Linked DNA regions of Homo sapiens: region 2 is linked to region 1. Evidence: chromatin contacts called from ENCODE Hi-C data. All regions are on one chromosome and are shown on one strand. Each heading gives the region's core, a stretch centred on a gene start or an enhancer-like site at or near the end of the contact. The rest is flanking DNA. Distances are from core to core; before and after follow the strand shown.

The links. A loop is a pair of places that touch in the nucleus more often than their neighbours do. Pooled maps may share reads with other maps.
Region 2: a loop to region 1 is called in a pooled map, with 24 times the contacts of the local background. The contact joins the promoter of NKX2-1-AS1 here to the promoter of FOXG1-AS1 in region 1. A Hi-C loop is called at or near these places in 5 of 50 pooled maps.

Annotation. Positions count from the first base shown.
Region 1 is chr14:28,762,945-28,767,044 of GRCh38, reverse strand. FOXG1-AS1 (FOXG1 antisense RNA 1) reads left to right here and starts at 1,726. Exons shown (of 7, transcript NR_125758.1): 1 at 1,726-1,885. It overlaps FOXG1 (forkhead box G1), which reads right to left and starts at 258. Exons shown (of 1, transcript NM_005249.5): 1 at 1-258. RefSeq lists an enhancer at 603-1,127.
Region 2 is chr14:36,518,028-36,522,127 of GRCh38, reverse strand. NKX2-1-AS1 (NKX2-1 antisense RNA 1) reads right to left here and starts at 2,850. Exons shown (of 2, transcript NR_103710.1): 1 at 2,449-2,850; 2 at 1-484. NKX2-1 (NK2 homeobox 1) reads left to right here and starts at 1,896. Exons shown (of 3, transcript NM_001079668.3): 1 at 1,896-2,075; 2 at 2,758-3,143. The coding sequence starts at 1,999. It overlaps SFTA3 (surfactant associated 3), which reads left to right and starts at 2,572. Exons shown (of 5, transcript NR_161365.1): 1 at 2,572-2,660. RefSeq lists enhancers at 1-480, 481-1,480, 1,481-2,480, 3,639-4,100.

The DNA.
Region 1 (4,100 bases), core at 477-2,976:
AAGAAAGAAAGAAAAAAGAAACAACCACCGCCCCGGGGGTGAAGCTCCCTCGCTCCCAACTGTACTTCTTGGTCTCCCCCCCCACCCCCCGCTCCCCCCCCCGCTGCTTCCTCCTCCTCCTCCTCCTCTCGCAGCAGCAGTCACAGCAGCAGCAGCAGCAGCCCAAAGGGGGGGAGAGCCGGGCGGCGGGCGGGCGCGTCCCGGAGCGGCCGCGGCGAGGCTGGGGAGACAGCGATCGAGGCGGCTATAGCCACAATTAATTTTCCGAGCTACAGGCGCACACTAGGGCTGTAAAAAAATTTTTGGTTTAACCTTTCCTACCGCTGGGCCAATCAGAGCTGGCGGCGTGCGGGAGCGTCTCTCTCGCCGTCGACCAATCGGAGGGGCCGGGCCCACCCACCCCCGCCCCGCCCGCCGGCTGCCGCCCCCTCGGGCGCTCGCCTCCCCCTCTCCGCGGGCCTCGGACCCCGAGGCCGCGCGGAGCCGCGTAGGGATACGCCGGCGGGAGCACGCGGTGCCGCAGCCCTTCCCTGCGCCCCCGCCACCCCCTCCACCCCGCCGGCTCCGCTCCACCGAAATTCCCCTCCTAGGGCCAATAGCTCACATTTCCGGCTTCCTCCTCATTGTACTGGGTCATTTTCGTTTAAGCGTCAATATTTGTCCTTAGTGATTAAAGTTTGTATCCAATTTTATTTTTGAAAGCGGGGGTGGTGGTGGTAGTGGGAAGAGTGGGAGTGCAGGGAGAGGATGCGAGAGGGCAGGAAATGGAGGAGGTAGAGGCGAGGCACTACTTTTCCGAGTCGGCCTTGCAGGCCAGTGTCTGGCATTTCTGAGCCAGCAGGAAAATTGTGCCCTTTGTAGGTAATAGTCTAGCGCAGCTTTGGATAAGGGGGGAGATAAGGCCCACCGCTGGCGTGTGTGCGGGGGTGTCCTTTACTTCGGGGGAGGAGGGTGTGGGAGAGCTTTGGGAGCGATGAGATGAGGAGGAGGAAGTGGGCAGAGGAGCGCGGGGCCAAACAGGGGTTACTTACTCGATTCCTGAGGCCTGGGCGGCGGCGAGCTCCGGGCTCCGGCACCGCGGGGAAACCGGGACTGGGGCTCCGGGTGCTGCTGCGGCGGCCGGGGCCGCTCAGTAGTGGGCGCCTCTGATGGCCTTCCGAAATGAGAGGTGCCCAGAGAGAAAACAGTACCAAACAATCTCGAAATAAATCAGGTAACACATGCTATATACGTGTGTCTCTTCCTTTTCCTTCTCTCCTGCTCCAGAGCGTCGCTCACGCGCGGGGTGACTCGATGTCGTTTTCTCCTCGCCGCTCCAGCCTCAGCTTCTAATCCGAATTGGAAGCGGGTAGCTGCGAGCGATCACCCTGGAAATATTTTCGTTTTGCTTGTTGACATTGGAGGGAAAATAAGGGTGGGCGTCTATTTCTTTCCGGTTTTTTTTTTAAGCCTTCCTATTTTCACTCCTTTTTTTTCCTTTCCGTTTCTCAAATGCTTTTATTTTGTGCGGGCCTCATTCCTGAAATAACAGTATACTGAAGCCAGCTCTTGCCAACCCTGAGTGCTGCTGGAAAGCACCGGGGAGCCTTGGGAACGTGGATCTCACAGTCCCAGCTTCTTGGGCTTTGGAACTGGGAAGGTTCGGTTGGAGGTTGAAGTGAATGGGGAAATTGCGAATCGGGGGCTTTAAAAGGATCCCGTGGCCAGGGGCAGGGCTAAGGCCCAGCATTTCCCAGGGATTGGAATTTAGTGGGGAGCACATTGATCAAAGGCTGTTTCATCCCACATGGGCACGAAACATACCACATTTTACGGAGGATGTAGCCCCAGAGAAGAGGGAGGTGGAGAAGCATAAATGAAAGGCACCTTTTCCTTCCTCTAGAAGGTAAATAATTATAAAATGTAAGCATTTCTTCACTTGGATAAACTTTCATTAAGATATCTGGCAGATTTGGTATTTAAGAAAACGAAGGAAGGAAAATTGGTGCTTATGCTTGATCCTAAAGTTAAATTGTAACATAAAGAATGCGGTTGATGAATACTCAGGATAATAGGGGGTTATTCCATCCTCCCCACCCCCAGTCTTAAGAAAGAGAAAGAGAGAAAAGGTTGGGGGGGGGGGAGGAAACTGGAGAGAATAATAGATAATTACAAATAGCTAGTGAATTTTAAATATGCATCTATTAGGAATGCCACAAAGGAGCTTTGAATATTGGACTAACCTCAAATGTCCTTCCACTGTATGTATGTATCTTTACCTATGTCTACATATCTTCTCACTTTAAAACAAACTGTATTTACATGTGGAAAAATTCAAGGGTTCCAACAATCAGTGTTGATAGTGACATGGTCCCAAACATTTATTTCCAAGCTCTGGATTTCTCGCAGGGCCGGGTGAGCTAATGGGCTTTGCCTACCGGCTGGAGAGATTTGTGGGCCTTCCCCTTCCTACTCACTTTTCCTCCTCCCACTCTTCTCCCCTCTTCAGGCCCGTTCTTCCTACTTTTCCTCAACTCTCCTTCCTCCCTCCTCCCTCCTTCTCCCTTAGCTCCCCCCGCCCCTTCCCCCCACCCTCCATTCCTCTGTCTCTCCATTCCTCCACCTACTCCTCCCAATTTCTCCTCTTACAGCCCCCCTTCTCACCACCACTTATAATGGCACACAGGGCTCCCTCTGAGGTGGACGGCCCGGTACGTTTTCGTAGTCGGTCTAGCGTGAAATGATTCGGTGTAACCGGATTCTTGGGAAAGGACAGGTTACGTAAACATTTACTGATGTGGAGTAACTATACTATTTGTACTCTGATATGCAGGAAGGAAAGTGTTGATTAACACAGAAGAAAAAAAAAACGAAATTAGCTGATTGCATGCTCATAAGTGCAAGCTGTCATTGAACTGCTTTTAAAATAGACACAGCTGGGTGTTTGTGTTGAAAAATTTCTTGTGTTTTTGCTAATACTGAAATAAGCATGATTTTGTATACCAAACATTTTCAGATCATTAAAATTTGTAATCTGTGCTGGTTTTAAACACAAAGAAAAGAAACAGAATCATTTCGATGTAAAATTTGCTGATATTATATTAACTCAATCAGGTCTGTACAAATTGTGCATTGTGCCTCCTAAAATCTGTTTGATCAATTTAATACACAAAGTGCCAAACGTGGGTATTGTTTGTTAACATTGGACATTTTATTCAAATCCGAGCTCAGCAGCAAACTGGAGGAGCTTTCCTTCAATACAACACCAGCTCTGACTGATGAATTTTTAATGTTTTAAGGTGTTTCTTAGGTCAAATCTGAGCGTGCATTGTTTTGTAATCCTGTATAAAATTTTAGCAGGTGGAAATAAGTTTTTCTTCTGTTTACTTTCAAATAGCAAAAACTGGGGTTTGCTAATGAGCACTGTAATAATCTGATTTTATATGCTAGGAGCTCATATTGACTGGGAAAATGTTTTTCATTCAAATTAAGGCTATGTTATATAGTTTAAGGATTGCATGAATGCAAGTCTCTCAAAATAGGATATTCTTATGGGCATAAATAGTATATAGTTTAATGTAATATTTAAAAATCTATTCTTCCTAATGACAAAAGTTATTTGTAATCTGGCAAGAAGTGAGTTTTAATTCCTTTTAATAATTTCAATTGCACTTTATGTCGAGATGGTGATATATATATATACTCACACACATATATATGTGTGTGTGTGTATATATGTATATATATATAGCTTGTTCAACAAAACATGCACTGTTTACTCAGCACCCCGTGTTTGTCTCAGCAATAGCTTTTTTAAAGAACTGCTACTATTTGAAATGGAGGGGGAGGGGGGTCCTGGACAGAGTATTGTGCAAGTTGAAAGTCTCTGGATGGGGCTTTGTATATCCTACCAGCCAATTTGGGTGCAAATTGGATTTGAAGGCCTGCCTCTGTCCACCTCGGGCCTCTTCCCTAAGCACTGGAAGCCCAATCTTCAGCCCCACTCAGTCACCGTGATTACCTTCAGAAGACAGAGGGAATTCAGTTGTCTCAGACCTGAAACAAATTCTCTATCATTCTAATTTTTTTCTCATGATGGATCTAACCTTGATCTCTCACAC
Region 2 (4,100 bases), core at 1,601-4,100, 7.8 Mb before region 1:
CTAAATGGCGTTGAGACTGGAAGAGATGTACAACATTCTACACTTGGTGTTCCTTAAACTTACAAACAACTATGAAATAATGGCGAGTGAGAGAAAGAAGCTGGGTGACTGGGAAACCCACCCCGCCTTCGCAATTAGACCCCATTCGGGACTCAGGCCCGGCCAGGTCGCGCCTGCAGACAAGGTCTGTATTCAGCGTTGCCAGTTCTCCTCTGTGGTTCGCTTAAGCCCGGCGTCGCCTCCCCTCCTTGCTTAGCCACCACAGTGATCAATGCTCAGTTCGTCGGGGCCTGAGAGCGCCCCCCAGAGAAGCCCCTGGGAAGGAAGGGCAAGGAGCCGGGCTTCGCTCTGGTCTTTCGCAACACCAGCGGCGAGCGCGTCTCCCTGCGCAAACGTAGGGTGGCCTCCCCAGCTCTGCCGTGGGGACCGCACAAAAACGCGGGCGCAGGTGGGAGGGCGGAGGGTGTCCTGAGCTTTCTTTACCCTGGTAAAGAAGGTAGGCGGTGAGAAAAGCGAATGTTATTATAGAAGTTGGCTTTGTATTGAGGGAGTAAGAGCTCTCTTCAAGGAGAGGGCTGAAATCTTTAAAAATAAATAAAACTTTCTCTACTGTAATTGCTATTAATAAAAAAAGGGAGCCCGGATGAATTAAGTAGCTCAAAACTGCCTGTTCGTCATGATCAGGAGCTCCTTCTCTACAAGGAGGGGAAAGAAAATGTGAAAACAAAAACTAAATTCAAGAAGCTCCTTGACCAGCGCGGGTGTCTTGGAGGCACCTGCCGGGGCCGGCCGGGGAGCGCTCCGCCCTCCCAGCCCCTGGCGCGCAGAGGAGACTAAAACAGCTAAGGAGAAAGCAAAACAAAAACAATGATAAAAACGTTTAAAATCCAAGGACAAAAACCGGAGTCGGTCTCAAAATCCGCGCCGTTCAGTGCTCCACTCGGTAGTCGACTCGGCTGCAGGCCCCGGCCTGGCCGGAGCAACGCGGGGGACACCCCCGATTCCGCTGGGGAGCGCAGCCCACAGCTCCCCCTCGCCAGGCGCCCAAGGACCCTCAAGGCGCGGGGCCCACACTTGAAGCCTGGGAACGCGCAGACAGGAAACCCTCTTCCTCCTAAGCAGTTTCTTGCTCGTCGGATGAGAGGCGCCCAATTGAAGCAGAATGATCCTCATCTACTAATATCCAGCGTGGCCACAAAGCGACTGGCCATTTACGCCACCACTTTAAACAAAGATATTTGGTTATTCCCGGGAAGCAAGAGCACTTTTGCATGGCTGAGCTGCGGGCGGAGGCGAGCCTCGGCCCAGCCTCCCGCCCGCTGAGCTGCCCGCACCTCGGCATTCGCCCCCTCCTGGCCAGCGCTCCAGCCGCCGGGGTTCAGGCTCAGTTCCGCCCGGCAACAGACAGACGGGCACTCACGCCGCTCCCTGCTCGCGCGCTCCCTGAAGCATCAGAGGGGAAAACAGCGTGGCTCTGGGCTCGGGTGCTGGGGCTGTGATGTCCTCGGAAAGTCAGCTCCAGCCCCAGATCCCCGCGTGTCTGGGAGATGGGCGAGGGTCAGGGACACCAGGTTTGTTCGAGGTGGGGCAACTTCAGTGACGGACCCTCCCGTGAGACCCCTTCCCATCCTCCCAGCTCTGGGGGCCAGTGCTGTGTTTGCTCGGCCGGGGGTGGGGGGGGGGGGGGAAGACCTTGGGGGAGGCGTGTTAGCGGGGGTGGCCCACTGAAAAACCCCTGAGCTGCGGGGGCGGGTTGTGGCTCGGGGATCCGGGACAGCCTCCGGGAGGCAGTCGATCCCCTACTCAGCGCCCCCTCCGCCCGCTCGGATTCTCTCCGGTAGGGGGAAAGGGGGCGGGGAGCAGAGGTGTCCCTCTGACGGCGGCAGAAGAGAGGCAGACAGACTGACAGACACGTAGACCAACAGTGCGGCCCCAGGGTTCGTCCCCAGACTCGCTCGCTCATTTGTTGGCGACTGGGGCTCAGCGCAGCGAAGCCCGATGTGGTCCGGAGGCAGTGGGAAGGCGCGGGGCTGGGAGGCCGCGGCGGGAGGGAGGAGCAGCCCCGGCAGGCTCAGGTGAAACCCCCACCCTGTCCCTCAGCCCCCTCCTCCTAAAGACCTGTCCGTGCCCGGGGAACCCCGACCGAATTGGAAAGTGGTTCCACTTTGTAACTCCGCAAGTTGGTTGCAAAGCAGCATTCACCTTCCTTCCTCTCAACCATCTCTCCTCCTCTGTTACTCCCCCACCCCACCTCCTGCCCTCCCCGCTCTCGGTTCCCTCCTCCTTCCCCTCCCCTCCACCTCCTCCCCGCGCTCCGCTGGTACCCCACAAAAAATGGGGGTGGGGGTGTCCAAGGGAGGGGGGAAATGCTTTGGGTCTCGTCTCTGCCTCTCTCTCTCTCTCTTTGAGACCTAAAAATCCTGACAAGTGAAACTTAAAGGTGTTTACCTTGTCATCAGCATGTAAGCTAATTATCTCGGGCAAGATGTAGGCTTCTATTGTCTTGTTGCTTTAGCGCTTACGCCCCGCCTCTGGTGGCTGCCTAAAACCTGGCGCCGGGCTAAAACAAACGCGAGGCAGCCCCCGAGCCTCCACTCAAGCCAATTAAGGAGGACTCGGTCCACTCCGTTACGTGTACATCCAACAAGATCGGCGTTAAGGTAACACCAGAATATTTGGCAAAGGGAGAAAAAAAAAGCAGCGAGGCTTCGCCTTCCCCCTCTCCCTTTTTTTTCCTCCTCTTCCTTCCTCCTCCAGCCGCCGCCGAATCATGTCGATGAGTCCAAAGCACACGACTCCGTTCTCAGTGTCTGACATCTTGAGTCCCCTGGAGGAAAGCTACAAGAAAGTGGGCATGGAGGGCGGCGGCCTCGGGGCTCCGCTGGCGGCGTACAGGCAGGGCCAGGCGGCACCGCCAACAGCGGCCATGCAGCAGCACGCCGTGGGGCACCACGGCGCCGTCACCGCCGCCTACCACATGACGGCGGCGGGGGTGCCCCAGCTCTCGCACTCCGCCGTGGGGGGCTACTGCAACGGCAACCTGGGCAACATGAGCGAGCTGCCGCCGTACCAGGACACCATGAGGAACAGCGCCTCTGGCCCCGGATGGTACGGCGCCAACCCAGACCCGCGCTTCCCCGCCAGTAAGTGAGGCCGCCCCACTGCGGGGCCGCGGGCTGAGCTCAGGAGGTGCGGCGAGAGCCGTCCAGAAGGCGCGGCGCCGGCAGGCTGCGCGCTGGGCATCAGGGAGGGCGGCCCGGCAGCGGCGCCAGGGACTTGGGTGCGGGAGCTGGGGATGCTTCCCCCTGCTCGGCTGGGGGTCCAAGAACAGGCACTTGGTAGCGCTGGGGTCCTGCGGTCAGATGCGGGTACTCGGCGTCTCCTAGGCGCGGTGGACTGGCAGCTCTGCTCGGCGCAGAAGACCTCGGGGAGCCAAGGGAAGCGACCCCGAGCTCAAGGAGCAGGGGCGAGCAGAGCGCGGAGAGGCTAGACCGGGCCAGGAGGGAGGCTGCCCTGTTGGGAGGCACTCGAGCGCCCGGCCCGGCCCTCTCTCCAGCGGAGTCTGGGCAGGTGGGAGGACTCGCAGTTCCAGAGGGGACTCTAAGGGTCCGAGCAGGTGCCCTCACTGGGGCCTGACAGGAGAGAAGCCAAGAGGCAAAGCGTCTGGGGGCTCCAGCTTTTGGAAGTCAACACCCCCTCTCCTAACCTCTCCAAACTGGGGTCTACCGTAGGACCCCAGCTCCCGGCCTGAGCCCAGTTCGCCGCCTGTGGCCAGCTAATCCTAATGCTCTGACCCGGGCTGGGCACGAAAGGAGCAGAAGCGGCCTTTCCCCCACTGCGTCTTTTGGTTCGAAAGAGGGAACTGAGACTGAGGGAGGGCAGCCAGGGTTGGGGCTGTGAGCGCTCCAGTACAGCCCCCTCGACGGTACGGCCTGGGGCAGGCGCTGGCAGTTCCCCGCGGATGGGCCTCTTGGGCCCCAGCGCTAGGCTGCCTGGGTCAGGAGGGCGCCGTCGGTTGGGGCGGGCCGGGCGGGCCAATGGCGCGGAAAACAGGGGTGGCCTGGCTCGGCCTGGCCCCGGCCGACGCTGTGCGTTTGTCG